2 separate regions of the Homo sapiens genome follow, and region 2 is linked to region 1. The links are chromatin contacts, found by Hi-C or POLR2A ChIA-PET in ENCODE. All regions are on one chromosome and are shown on one strand. Each heading gives the region's core, a stretch centred on a gene start or an enhancer-like site at or near the end of the contact. The rest is flanking DNA. Distances are from core to core; before and after follow the strand shown.

Region 1 (6,476 bases), core at 1,484-3,983:
CATTCCACAATGTATTCATATATCAAAACATCATGTTGTACATCATAAAAATACAATTTTTACCTGTCAATTTAAATAAAGAAATAAGATTTTTGAAAAAGGACAAAAGGCAATAGACTACCTTTAAACTTCATGAGGTTTTGATGAACAAACTTTTCTCTAGAGTTCAAAGAAGTACTAGAATACAGATACAGCCAGAACAGCTGCAGAGAAGTTGAGACAGGAACAGGAGGAGGTTAAAGAGTGACTCATGAGGCTTTGATCATAATCTATCAATAAATGAGATGACTATTGTTTTCTTTGATCTAGTTGTCAGTAAACAGCTCTCATTCAAGAACCATTAGGCACTACAAAGGTGAAGGGCTATCCCTGTTTCAGGACAGCTCAAACAAGTTGCTTTCATAGGTGTGTTTACTTGTTGCTTTGTTCTTTATTTTTCAGCTTGATGATAAGGGCTATGGGGATAAGAGTATTTGCTTCTTTCTGCTAGTAATCCTGGGACAGTCCCTTTCCAGATACTTCTCCATCTTGCCCTGGTATAAAAATCGAAGGGTGAAAACCTTGGCTTACTGGTTTTTATTCAGTCAATTTTATATCCTAAATTATTTAGAGAGATAGTAGGAACGAAATAAAACTGACTGGAAGCAAGCACCTAGTTTCTGGCCATTAACATATAAAACTAAATTGAATTAAGCCCCTTACTCTACCAATTACTATATTTTACTTTGTCTTAGAAGGCAGAAGAAATGTTGATAATTAGACAAAACAATAACTGGAATTTCATACAAGTAAAAAATAGTTTTCCCATCTCCATGCAATTTTTATTAATAGTAGTAACACACTTAACAAAAACTCTAATTGCTAAGGCTATACCTTACATAAGACAGAATGTTCAACAGACTTACTTGTGAATATCTAAGTCCCATAATTTACTTTGCTCTTTCCTTAAATGCAATTTCAACCCATGGTTCCCATTGTCTTCCCCATCCTCTTTTGGCTTTTTAAAAGACAGGGATTCCCTGGATCCTGGATCTAGTACCTAATCCTCTTTTTTAAAACAAAAACAAAAACAAAACACTGAGTTTCTCTGTTGTCCAGTCTTGTCTCAAATTCCCGGGCGCAAGTGATCCTCCTGCCTCTGCCTCCCGAGTAGCTGGGATTACAGGTGCGCACTGCTGTGCCAGTTCTGGTACCTAATCCCTAGTTGGGTACTTAATCCTTACATCACAAGTCATTTGCAGAAAATATTTTCATTTCTATAATCATATTTGATGCCAAAGTTATGTTTCTAGGCTATCTCCTCTAGCCATCTTTTAGATCCAGAATGTAAAATAAATTTAAACAATGTGGTTTTGGGGTACGGGAACGAATGACAAATTGCAAAATAAAAACTGTTTTCAACTGTGAAATTTTAGAAGCCGGGCGCGGTGGCTCACGCCTGTAATCCCAGCACTTTGGGAGGCCGAGGCTAGTGGATCGCCCAAGGTCAGGAATTCGAGACCAGCTTGATCAACATGTTGGAACCCCGTTTCTACTAAATATAAAAAATTAGCCAGGCATGGTGGCGCATGCCTGTAATCCCAGCTACTCAGGAGGCTGAGGCAGGAGAATCGCTTGAACCCGGGAGGTGGAGGTTGCAGTGAGCCGAGATCGCGCCACTGCACTGTAGCTTGGGTGACAGAGTGAGACCCTGTCTCACAAAAAAAAAAAAAAAAAAAAAAAAAATTAGATTTCCTATTGTTCCCTTTAATCGCAATAAGCCTGACTGACCTATCTCACAGGGACCTCTAGAACACTAACTCAGTAGAGGAGGGGTGCAGGATTGATTTTAACAGAGTAAAAGAGAACCTAAGATGTGTTAACACAATTGGGTGATGAGAGGTCACGGTACATGAATAAAGACTGTAATTCTTGTTTTACTCCATTTGTCAGTCTCAGCAGTGAAAGGTGATTTCCAGGCGACTCTATAAACCAGTATCACCGGACCTACCTCCTCACAAACTGTAGAAAAGCGGTTGAGGAACTGTACAGTGTGCACCACAAATTGGTTTAGAAAAGCCACCGTTCTTTTCTGTTGAATAGCTGGCACCTGTGTTACGTAAAAACAAACATGGTTCATACAGGAGGAACGTACACAGTGCAAATCTTTTCATATTTGGACATAATCACGAGGCACTTTGCTGTGTGATATGAATTTCTTGAAGGACTGGGAATAGTCATTAACTTGTTTCCTAAGCTGTGGGTGGGGTGTCCGAAGATGACAGAGGTGCACAAAAGTTTGAGAACAGGCTCTAGACTCACTGGTACGAATTTTGGCAGGCAAAAAGCACCACACATAAACACACACAAAATCTTGGGGGCTGAATAAGAGGTAGGGCTAGCTATCGCAACCGGCGTGTGTCGCCGGCGGCAGAGAGACAAGCGAGATGGGAAGCGACAGTTGGGAGATGCACACCGTCTCCTTAATCAGCTCAGGAGGGACCCCATTTCAAGGTGGACTGTGGGGCTCTCCCTCCTGAGGCCCCACAGGCCTGTCACAAGGGCCCGAGGCCGTGACAGGGTGGGGACTCGGAAGGTGGGTGTCTCCCCGGAAAGCTGCGTCTTCCCCATCCTCCTCCCGGCTCGTCGGGAGTCTAGCACCGTCTTTTACAAACCTTGGTCAGGTCTATGCCTGACCCCATGAGAGGAAGCCCGTCCTCATCCATCTCCTCAGCGGGCGGTGGACCCCGAGTTCACCCACAAACCCCTCCCAGATGGGGCCCGCCCAACCCGGTAATCACGTCTCAACTTTCCCCCCAAGTGCCCGCCTCCGGGGCCCTTCCCGCCGGAAGAAAGCTTCTCCGCTCACTAATCACTCGGCGGCTTCCGGAGAGCCCGCCTCCTCGCTCGGCATTCTGGGATTGGTAGTTTTAGTCCAGATTGTGACGTCAATTTCGGGGTGGCGCGCGGTGGTGCAAGGATGCAGTTAGAGCACTGAAATCTTAGAAAGGAGGCAACAAAACAAAACAAAAAAACAAAGCCAGAAGTTGCGTCCTTTTGAGGTTATCCCTACTTAGTCCTGTCTGTTATATAATAACTCCGTCATTCCTTGAGCAACAATTTTTTTTTTGTTGTTGTTAATCCTAAGTGCCATATACTCTGCTAGGCTTTTACTGGGAAAACAAAGATTGAGTTTGATTGCTGCACGGGAGAGGTTTATGCCCTGAAGAATGAGAAATAAGACCTACTTCCAAAGCGTGTGTGTGTGTATACACACAAGTTCTCGCTATTTCCCCAGGCTGGTCTCGAACTCCTGGCCTCAAGCGATTCTCCTGCCTCAGCCTCACACGATTCTCCTGCCTCAGCCTCACAGAGTGCTGGGATTACAGGCGTGAGCCAACGCGCCTGGTCTTCCAAAGGTTTTTAAAACATGAAATAAAATGTCAACTACTAGATGTGAGGCACAAACCTACGGAAGTGACTGCCACTTACAGGGAGCATCAAAAAGATGAAGACCAAGACTGCAGTGGGCAGTTTTGTTTTAAAGATGGGGGGTCTCGCTTTGTTACCCAGTCTGGCGTGCAGTGAGGATCATAGCTCACCTTAGTCTCAAACCCTTTGGCTCAAATGATCCTCATGCCTTGGCCTCCCTAAGTGCTGGGATTATAGGTGTGAGCCACTGGCACCTGGCCTGTTGGTTTGGTTGAAGCAAATAATCCCATAAATGGAGAATGGTAGGAAATGAGGTAAGAGTGTTACTGGTGGAGGGTGTCCAGGTTCTTTTGAACAAAGAATTGGACAAAACGCACAAATCAAGGAGAGAATGAACCAACAAAAGCAAAGATTCATTGAAAACCAAAGTACGCTCCACAGTGTACTGGATACAGAATCTTCTTAGGTCCAAATACCCACTAGAGATTTCCCATTGGACACTGGTGTTCTCCTCATGCAAATGAAGTGGTGGCCCACAATCAGTCTGATTGGTTATGGAAAGCAACCAATCAGAGGCTGAAGTAAAATGACAAAGGTCATACTCCTATACAAACATCTGATTGGTTGTGGAAAGCAACCAATCATTGGCTAAAGTGATGTTACTTAGTTGCACTTCTATGCAAAGGAAGATTTGGCCCGCAATCAGTCTGATTGGTTGAGGTACTTTCAATTTCCATCTGCCTGTCAGAAAAGGTGGGGATTTGCAAAGGGAGTAGCCGCTGGTCCTTTTGTTACTTAGGTGTGGAAATTTGGGGTTTACCTTTTGATTTAGTTCTAGGAAGTCAGCGTGAATCGGCGTTAGGTTCCCTGCCTCCAGACCCTATTCTGCCTCAGGAGACGTAGCCAGAAAATTTTCGTTTAAGGGCCTTTTATGCCAGATTTGATACTATAGTCCATGTTTATCTAATGTGATTCATAGGCCATCTGTAGCAATTATTTGGGTGTGGGTGGTGTTTCTTAAAGTTGCACGTTGCCCAGCTTAACCTTAGCGTGATCACCTTCTCCTGATTGAACTTTCTTAATTTTTCTTTCAGGAAGGCAGATCTTCTCTGGTTTTCTTTGTATCACTATGGTCATTTCCTTTCAGTTTCTTTTGCTGGTTGCTTCTTATGTCCCCAATCTCTAGAGTTTCTCACATTTATATATCTAACCCAGACCTTACATTGGAAGCCAGTATAGCTGAAGCAGAGTGAGCAAGGTGGGGAACTGAAGGACATGATGGCTAAAAGTTATGTGGAGACCTGATCATGCAGAGCTTTATGGGACATCATAAGGACTTTGGCTTTCACTCTGGGTATGATGGGAAGTCATGGAAAGATCTAGAGCAGAGAAATGATGGGAGCTACAGAAGAGCTTTTAAGCAGGGGGTGGCATGATCAGAATTGCATTTCGGGACATTCTGTTTGGTACAAGGTAATGAATGTGACTTGAGGGTAGGTGGCTGAACCTGGAAATGTTGCATAGGTCTAACAGTCACTCTTTACTCCATCCTCCTTTACATCTAGTCATTCATCAAATCTTACCTCTTCTACTTCCTAAGTAGTTCTTGAATCAGTCTGTAACTCTCCATCCTTACTGCCATATCTCAAGTTCTGTACAACACACTTTTGTGCCTGGGTTACTGCAATAGCCTCTTCCTGCCTCCATTTTGTGTCTCTCCAAGCTACTCCACACATTGTAGCCATAGTGATTTTTAAAAAGACAAATCTGATTATATTACTCAGGATATAATTTTGTTCCCCATCTCCCTCAGATACTATGCTCACAGGTCCTCTCTGTGGCTCTTGGCCACTTCTTTAACCTTACCTCTCACTGTTATAACTTTCTCCTTAGCCCCAAATAACTTCTTTCAATTCCTGGAATTGCTTGCTGTGTGTGGGTCTTTCAAGATGTTGTCTTCCCTCTGCCTGGAACAATCTCCCCTGCTTCCCAACAACCCCTGCCTGGCTAACTCCTACTCATTCTTCACATATCTTCTCTCCTTTATCCTTGGTTTTCAAGTTTGAATATAATGTGCGTGGGGTATGGGTATGGTTTTCTTTGTATTTATCCTGCTTGTAGTTTGCTGAGCTGCTCAGATCTGTGGGTTGGTGTTCTAAATCAAATTTGGAAGAAAGATTTTTGGCCATTAATTCTTCAAAAAATGTTTTTGTCATTTTTCTCTTTTTCTGGGACTTCAAAAATACTTGTATGTTAGACTGCTTGATTTTGCCCATAGATCACGGTGCTCTGCTCATTTCCCCCCAATCATTTTCTTTTCTCCCTGTGTTTCAGTGTGGATAATTCTTACAAACCTATCTTCAAGTATTTTCTAGTTTCCAATTTAACTATTTTCTAGTTTCCAATTTAGTTCCAGAACTCATCTAATAAGTTGATTTCAGATGTATTTTTTTCTAAAAATCTGTTTTTTAGAGTTTGTTTTTCTCTTGAAATTCCCTTCATTCATCTTTTCCTCTATATTAAAAAAACCAAATTTATAAGTTTTTAAAAAGTCCTTATCTAATAATGCCAATTTCTGGTTCATCTATGTGCCTGGTTCTATTGACAACTTTTTCCTAATTATGGGTTATGTTTCCTGCTTTTTAGCATGTCTTATAATTTTTAATTTTATTATGGACATTGTGAAAAAAAGAACAAAGTTCAGTGAGAAATGGAACATTCAGATTCATTCACAATTTGAATTGAGCTGATGCTGGGCTGCAGCTTTAGATTAAGTTTACCTGCAGTTAATTCAATTCAACCTCCTGCAAAGGACTGAGCTCTTGGATCTTGTCTGTGTTAGAGAGGGATGGGCCATAGTTTCAGATCATTTGGTTCACCTTCGGATTCAGCTTCAGCAGGGCTCAGGAATCCAAGCACCATAAGAATGTGCAAGATTTAGTGAATTCTACTTACCGAAAACATTTCCTCCATTACTGCTTTCTTAGCAATCTTAGGGGTAGGGTGTAGGCCCAAGTGATTTATTTTCGTGATTGAGGTCCTTCCAGACCCAAGTCTGTCTCACC
Region 2 (6,564 bases), core at 104-2,603, 3.0 Mb after region 1:
TGCAAATGTTAAGAATCCAGGAAAGTCAAACTCATGGTCACACAGAAAGTACAGGAAAAAAGTTTGTCAGCCATTAGACCCTAAGGATGCCTGTTCTTTTCAAGATTTTTTTTTTCTTTCTGAAATGCCCACTAAGTCTGCCATAGGGTCAGAAAGCAATTTTCTTACATGTTTTATAGTTTCTGCATCTAGCCTGGTGCCTGGTACCCAGTGGGCACTCAATAAACATTTAACTCAGGGCAGATCCAATGACCTCAGAAGAATGCTCTTCAATAGACCTTTTGCCTACATTGATTAGTTCTTTTCGGTACTTTTTAAGATTACAAGAGTAAAACCCTAATAAATTCTCATTGTTAAGGATTCAAAACACATAAGTAGACACATCAAAACTTGAAAATCCTGTTACTCACCAACACATGCTTTTCCCCAGGTAACCACCGTCCTCTGATTTGTCTTCCTATGAATTTACATACACGTAGGCACATACGCGTTTGTATAACTTAAAAACATAAATGTAATCACAAATACACATTACTCTGCAACTGTCTTGTGTCGGTTGTTCATGCCATTATAAATATATTTCATCTATTTTAGCAGCTCTTCAGTGATTCGTAGTATGGATGTATTGAGCTTTATGTAATTCACTTGTAATGAACATTTAGATAGTTTCCTATTAAAAACCACGTTGCTATAAATATTCTTGTGCAAATACGTGTATGCATGTAGAATTTTACACCGATCCCGATTCTCCAAAAATCCAAATTGCAGGTGGGATCATTTTAGAATGTACTTCAATAGCGTTCTTCATCCTGCCTCGCGTTTTTAAAAGGACTGAGTGGAGAGCGGGGAAGAGGTCGTAAGATCCCCTGTTAGGGTGTTCATAAAGTAACTTCTCCTCTCGCACAGAACGTCTTGACTAAAAAACAATCCGTACAGAATGTGCGGGAGAGCTGTAGGAACTCCTACGGTGGCGACAGAGAGGGAAACAGGCTTGTTGGAAGAAGCGCCTGGTCAGCGTTATCCTCGAGGATCATGCCTTCCTGTTAATTCCCCACCCCATCAATTCTACCTTTTTAGGTTAGACTGGGGAGTAACTTTCCCAGGTATTAAAAATCGTCTAGAGAGAGCAGGGCGAAATTAGAGTGCCGAAGTGGCTTGAGAAGCACAGTGAATGGTGGCGAAGCCCGAGCCGGGTCGCAAGACGCCCGCTGGCACTGCCGGCGCCATGGCGGCCGCCTTCGGCCACGGCGGAGGACTCGCTTTCCCAGGGGCCCCCGCGGTCGCAGGGGCAACGAGCCCGGCCGGCCCTCGCGAGCGGAGGCGGGGCCGGGGCCGGAAGTCACGTGCTGTGACAGTAGCTGGGGTGAGGCCGTCGTCGCCGCACGGGCTGGTTGGGGCTGTGTCTGTGGGAGGCGCCGGGGTGATGGCGGTGGAGACTCTGTCCCCGGACTGGGAGTTTGACCGCGTTGACGACGGCTCGCAGAGTAAGGGAGCTGCAGGGCGAGGGCTGCGGGTGGACGCTCCTTCGGCCCGCCGCTGTTCTGGGCTGGGCAGCGCTCCTGCGAGAGGGACGGCTGCGCAGCCGTCTGGTGCGGGACACTTCAGAGCCCTTGGGGTGTGCGAGGGACGCGCTCTCCAGCGTTACTTTCGGGGTTGGGGTCCCAGCCACGGCGGGTCAGGCTGCCCGTTCAGGGCTCGGCGTGTGAGGCGGAGACTCTCCTGGGGAGCCTGCGGTGCCCCGCGGGGAGCGGCGTCCCCCTTCAGCTGCCCCGGGGCTTGGGCGGGGCGCGCCCGGGAGGCCCAGCGGCCCCGGGATCCCAGGCTGCTTCTGTCTCTGGCCTCTTGGGGATTTCGCCAGATTCTGAGCGTTCAGCTCTGGAGGACGCTGATGTCTGGGTTCCTGTTTCGGTTTCCTGTTTTTCTTCTTTTCCTCCCAAATCAACTTTTGCAAGTTTGGGTGTCTTTCCCATCGCGTTGCTATAACCGTAGAAGGGAGCGAAAAAAGAACTTTTCACCCTGCGAAAATAAACACGTGAATGTCATTTTATCATTTTCCAGGCCTTTTATTTATGCTAAGTGATATTTTTCAGTGATGTTCTGCAGTTTCCATCGCAGTTATAAAGGCTTCAAAAATTACAGCAAATCTTCAAATTTTGCTTCACAAGATCGAATTGTCTGATTTTAACTTAGAAGTCTATCCCGAAATAAACAAATTGTGTTTCTTTCAGTAAAATATTGAGGCCAAATTAATTGTAGTGAAACTCTACTTGAAATAAATACAAGTTGGCAATCTGCTTCTTATCTTTGGTCATAGTAATCTGTGTAAGTGATCTAAGAGAGATTGGAGCATGCTGTTTGTGATTTTTTTTTTCCCTCATAGTTTTCCCAAAAGGTGGAACGTTGCTTTTAAAAATTCCGGATGAATTTTGCTTGATTTACGAAGAGAGACTAATGCCTACAATGTTAGATGAATTAGGTTTTACAAGTCTCTCAGAGAAGAGTGAGCTACATCCAGGATGGGTTGCAGTTTTTCACAAAACATTCCTGAGGTCAGGAGTTCAAGACCAGCCTGGCTAACATGGTGAAACCCCGTCTCTACTAAAAAATAAATAGCTGGGCTTGGTGGCGAGCGCCTGTAATTCCAGCTACTTGGGAGGCTGAGGCAGGAGAATCGCTTGAACCCGGCAGGCGGAGGTTGCAGTGAGCCGAGATCGCGCCATTGCACTCTAGCCTGGGTGATAATAAGGTATTAGCTCTTATGCAGCATAAAAATTAACCTTGGAGATAATGACAAAATCTTTTAATTTTTTTTTGTGGAGGGGATTCTGTATTGTTATAAAGTGAACTGTACCTTGTCATATATGTTTTATGGACAAAGATGACGAACTGGTATCTTCAAAAAAAATTGGAATAGAGTTATGTTAATTGAGTTTGAAAATGGTTCAGCCTGGAGTAGAATGGTCTGATTCACTCAACAGATATTTTCTACAACCAGTGGCTGTGCTAGATATTAGGGATAAAAAGATAAAACAAGGAGTGCAGTCTGTTGACAAAGATGAGCATGTTAAGTAGGTTTTTGGAATTTTTACTCTTAAAAAATTACCATGTAGTTCTTATCTCAACTTTTGTTATTTTAACTTTCACCAATTTTACAACCGTTTATTGTCAGCAAGGAACTTTTAATGTTATTTTAGGTTTTCTGTTTCCTGTTTGTGAATCCCTGAACATACTAAAGGAGTGATTTATTGGCGTGGTGTTTCTCTAGCATTGTCTTTTTTTTTTTTTTTTTTTTTCGAGACAAGGTCTCACTCTGTCGCCCAGTGCCGTGGCATCGCCACGGCTCACTGCAGCCTCGACCAGCTGAGCTCAGGTGATCTTCCTACCTCAGCCTCCTTAGTAGCTGGCTGATTTTTTCTTTTTAAATTGGGATAGAGACAAGGTTTTGCCATGTTGAACTCCTGGTCTCAAGCGACCCACCGGCCTTGGCCTCCTAAAGTGTTGGGGTGAGCCACCATGCCCGGCCTAGCATTGTCTTTAAGAAGTCATTTGCTGGTCAAATGCAGCTTTGACTGGTCATTTCCTGTGTAGTTGAGAATAAGACAACTATTTGGGGTTCTGAGAATCTGGGCAGTCTTATATGTAAGCTGTAGGGAAGAGAACACCTCCCTGTGCTTGGCGTTCATTAATTTTTGGTCTGTGAATCATATCTAGACTAATTGTTTTCCAAAATTGCCTAGATTAATGCTATAATAAGACAGAAACCTTAATGAACTAAATGGATTCACCGGATTTAAAACTTTATGTGGTTGAAGAATAAAGGAGAGTGGGGGCTAGGTCTTTATACTTTAATACAGCATGAGTCAGAACACACTTTCTCTTACTTGCTTCACATTGCTAATTTGAGGAGAGCAAATTTTTACCTTTTTTAGAAGACAAAGGTTGAATAAAGTTATTCATATCAATAAAAGAAACTGAGTTGGAGTTGAATTTGTTACCTTTGGGAACAAGTAATGAATTTTTATGTGTAACGTGAAATACTTTGACGAATAGGCATATTTTAAAATCCAGCTTATTCCAATGATTCCTTAAAGTTACCTATGAATGTGTTAATTCTGTGAAGAACAGCATAGTATTCTGTAGTCAAGCAGTGTTCTTTGCTGGTTTTTCCAACTTGATTATGACAGTTAAATAATTTAACAAATATCTTGGTTAAATTTTAGACATTATAGAAATAATATGCTCAAGCAGGTATAAAACCTCCATTTAAAAATATTTAGGTGTATTATTAAACATTAGTGTGTATAGAATTAAAAACTACATTTTTAAGTGTTACTTCTGTGACAGACTGTTTTTTTCACCTTCAGATCATGAATATTTGTTTTTGCAAAAGAGTTGTTCATGACTAAAAGATAGAATCAGGACATTGAATTGTTTAAGGCACTTTTCAGATTGGTTCAAAGCCCTCTATTATGGGGGTAGATGGGCTAGTGGCTTTTTCATAATATGTTAGGGTTTTAAGGTAGTAACTTTATATATGGTAACATCTACTGCTTTTAAAATTATTTCGTGTATAGAGAAGATTGAAAGCTGAATTGTTGTTTAACTTTGGAACTTTATTTTCAGGAAGTCCAGACATTCCAGAGTAATAATTAACAGTGCTTTGCGTGACTTTTGAGGTTATTTGAAGTAAATGTCCTGCAATTCATTACTTGCACTTATCACATACTGTTTTAAAATTTAAACTTAGAAATTCATGCCGAAGTCCAACTTAAGAATTATGGGAAATTTCTTGAGGAGTATACCTCTCAACTGAGAAGAATTGAGGACGCTCTGGATGACTCAATTGGAGATGTTTGGGATTTCAATCTTGATCCTATAGCATTAAAGGTTTGATTTGATTTTTTAAAAATATATGTATATATTTTCTGGACATACTATATCCTGAAAACATAATTTTTTAAAATGGAAAAAGTATTTTTATTTGAAATCTAAGAACAAAATGAAAGTTGGAGAAAATTGTTAATTTCCTTTTCTCTAAGCCATGCAGATGTTTTTTAAATGTGTGTGTTTTCTGTTTAAGAATGACAAACACACAGCCTTTAGTGTCAAAGAATGACACAAACTCCAAGTCTTTGAGCTTGCCTTTGATTTTCATTATTAAGAAAATGAGGGCTGGATAGAATATTCAGGCTTTGTTTTTTCTTGATTGAGACTATTTTACATAGAGTGAAATGCAGATACTCTTAATTTTGCCAAACACTTGTAACTCATATCCCAATTAAGATAGAGAATATTTTCACCATTTCTGAAAAGTTCTCTCATGCTATATAGATGTTAATGTGTGAGTAATTTTTTAATGTATAAAATACATTACTCTTTCCATTTTGAAATATTTCTTTTATCTTTAAAATTAGTTTGTTACCACTTGAAAAATAATTTACATTTTATTGAGCACTTGTGTATTACACACTGTCCTAAGTCACACACTGACTTGTTTTTATAACAGCTTTCTTGAGATATAATTCATATATCATACAATTCACTCATTTAAATTGTATAATTCAGTTGTTTTTAGCATATTCACTGAGTTGTACAACCATCACAACAGTCAATGTTAGAACGTTCTCAGCCCCCAAAAAAGAAACCATGTACCGTGTGATAATCAACCCCCAGTTCATGCCATGGCATACCTGCCCTAGGCAACCACCAGTCAATCTACTTTTTATCTCTATGTGTTTGTCTCCTCTGTACACTTCATATAAATGAAATCATACGATATGTGCTCCTTTGTTGCTGGCTTCTTTAACTTATGTTTTCAAGGCTCATCTATGTTGTCACATGTTTTTAGTACTTTCTTTTTTTGCTGTTGCTGAATAATATTCCATTGTAAGGAATGGATAACCACATTTTATTTATCCATTCATCAGTTGATAGACATTGGATTTTTCTACTATTTGGCTGCTATGAGCATTTGGGCACATGATTTTGTGTAGACATATATAAGTATATTGTATATAAAATGTGTGTACATTGTGTGTATATTTTATACATATGTATATATGGGAGTGGAAATCCTGGGTTATGTGGTAACTATGTTTAACTTTTTGAGGAACTGCCAGAATGTTTTCCAATATGGCTATACCATTTTACATTACTACCAGCACTGCATGAGGGTTCCAGTTTCTCTACATCCTTGCCAGCCTTTATTGTCTTGATTATATTCTTCCTAGTGAATGTGAAAGCTCATTGTGGCTTTGATTTGCATTTCTGATGGCTAATAATGTTGAGCATCTTTTCATGTGCTTATGGCCATGTGTCTGTTTTCTTTGGAGAAATGTCTGTTCACATCCTTTGCCCATTTTTAAATTGGGTTATCTTTTTAGTATTGCATTATAGGACAAGTATTGACTTTTAATTCCCACCACAATCCTATAAAGTAGATACAATGTCATCTCCATTTGTAAATGAGAAAACTAAGGCATAGAAAAGTTAAGTAACTTAGTCAAGTAAGTGACACATTTAGTTAAATAATGAATATCAGGCAGCTTGACTCCAGAGCCTGTG

Evidence for each region. A loop is a pair of places that touch in the nucleus more often than their neighbours do. ChIA-PET counts read pairs that join two places held with the same protein, here RNA polymerase II (POLR2A). Pooled maps may share reads with other maps.
Region 2: a map of CD4-positive, alpha-beta T cell shows a loop between it and region 1 (11-fold over the local background). The contact joins the promoter of WASHC4 here to the promoter of WASHC3 in region 1. A Hi-C loop is called at or near these places in 3 of 168 maps with a recorded cell type or tissue (CD4-positive, alpha-beta T cell, CD8-positive, alpha-beta T cell and naive thymus-derived CD4-positive, alpha-beta T cell), 1 of 37 single-sample maps with no recorded cell type and 9 of 50 pooled maps. POLR2A ChIA-PET finds 5 or more read pairs at or near these places in 1 of 52 experiments (GM12878).

What each region holds. Positions count from the first base shown.
Region 1 is chr12:102,059,258-102,065,733 of GRCh38, forward strand. WASHC3 (WASH complex subunit 3) reads right to left here and starts at 2,734. Exons shown (of 7, transcript NM_016053.4): 1 at 2,655-2,734; 2 at 1,991-2,089. The coding sequence starts at 2,705. RefSeq lists enhancers at 2,393-2,442, 2,453-2,652.
Region 2 is chr12:105,106,378-105,112,941 of GRCh38, forward strand. It overlaps WASHC4 (WASH complex subunit 4), which reads left to right and starts at 1,354. Exons shown (of 33, transcript NM_015275.3): 1 at 1,354-1,484; 2 at 4,748-4,887. The coding sequence starts at 1,424. It overlaps LOC414300 (a long non-coding RNA gene), which reads right to left and starts at 1,265. Exons shown (of 2, transcript NR_121211.1): 1 at 411-1,265. RefSeq lists silencers at 1,163-1,442, 1,653-1,902 and enhancers at 1,463-1,622, 3,461-3,620.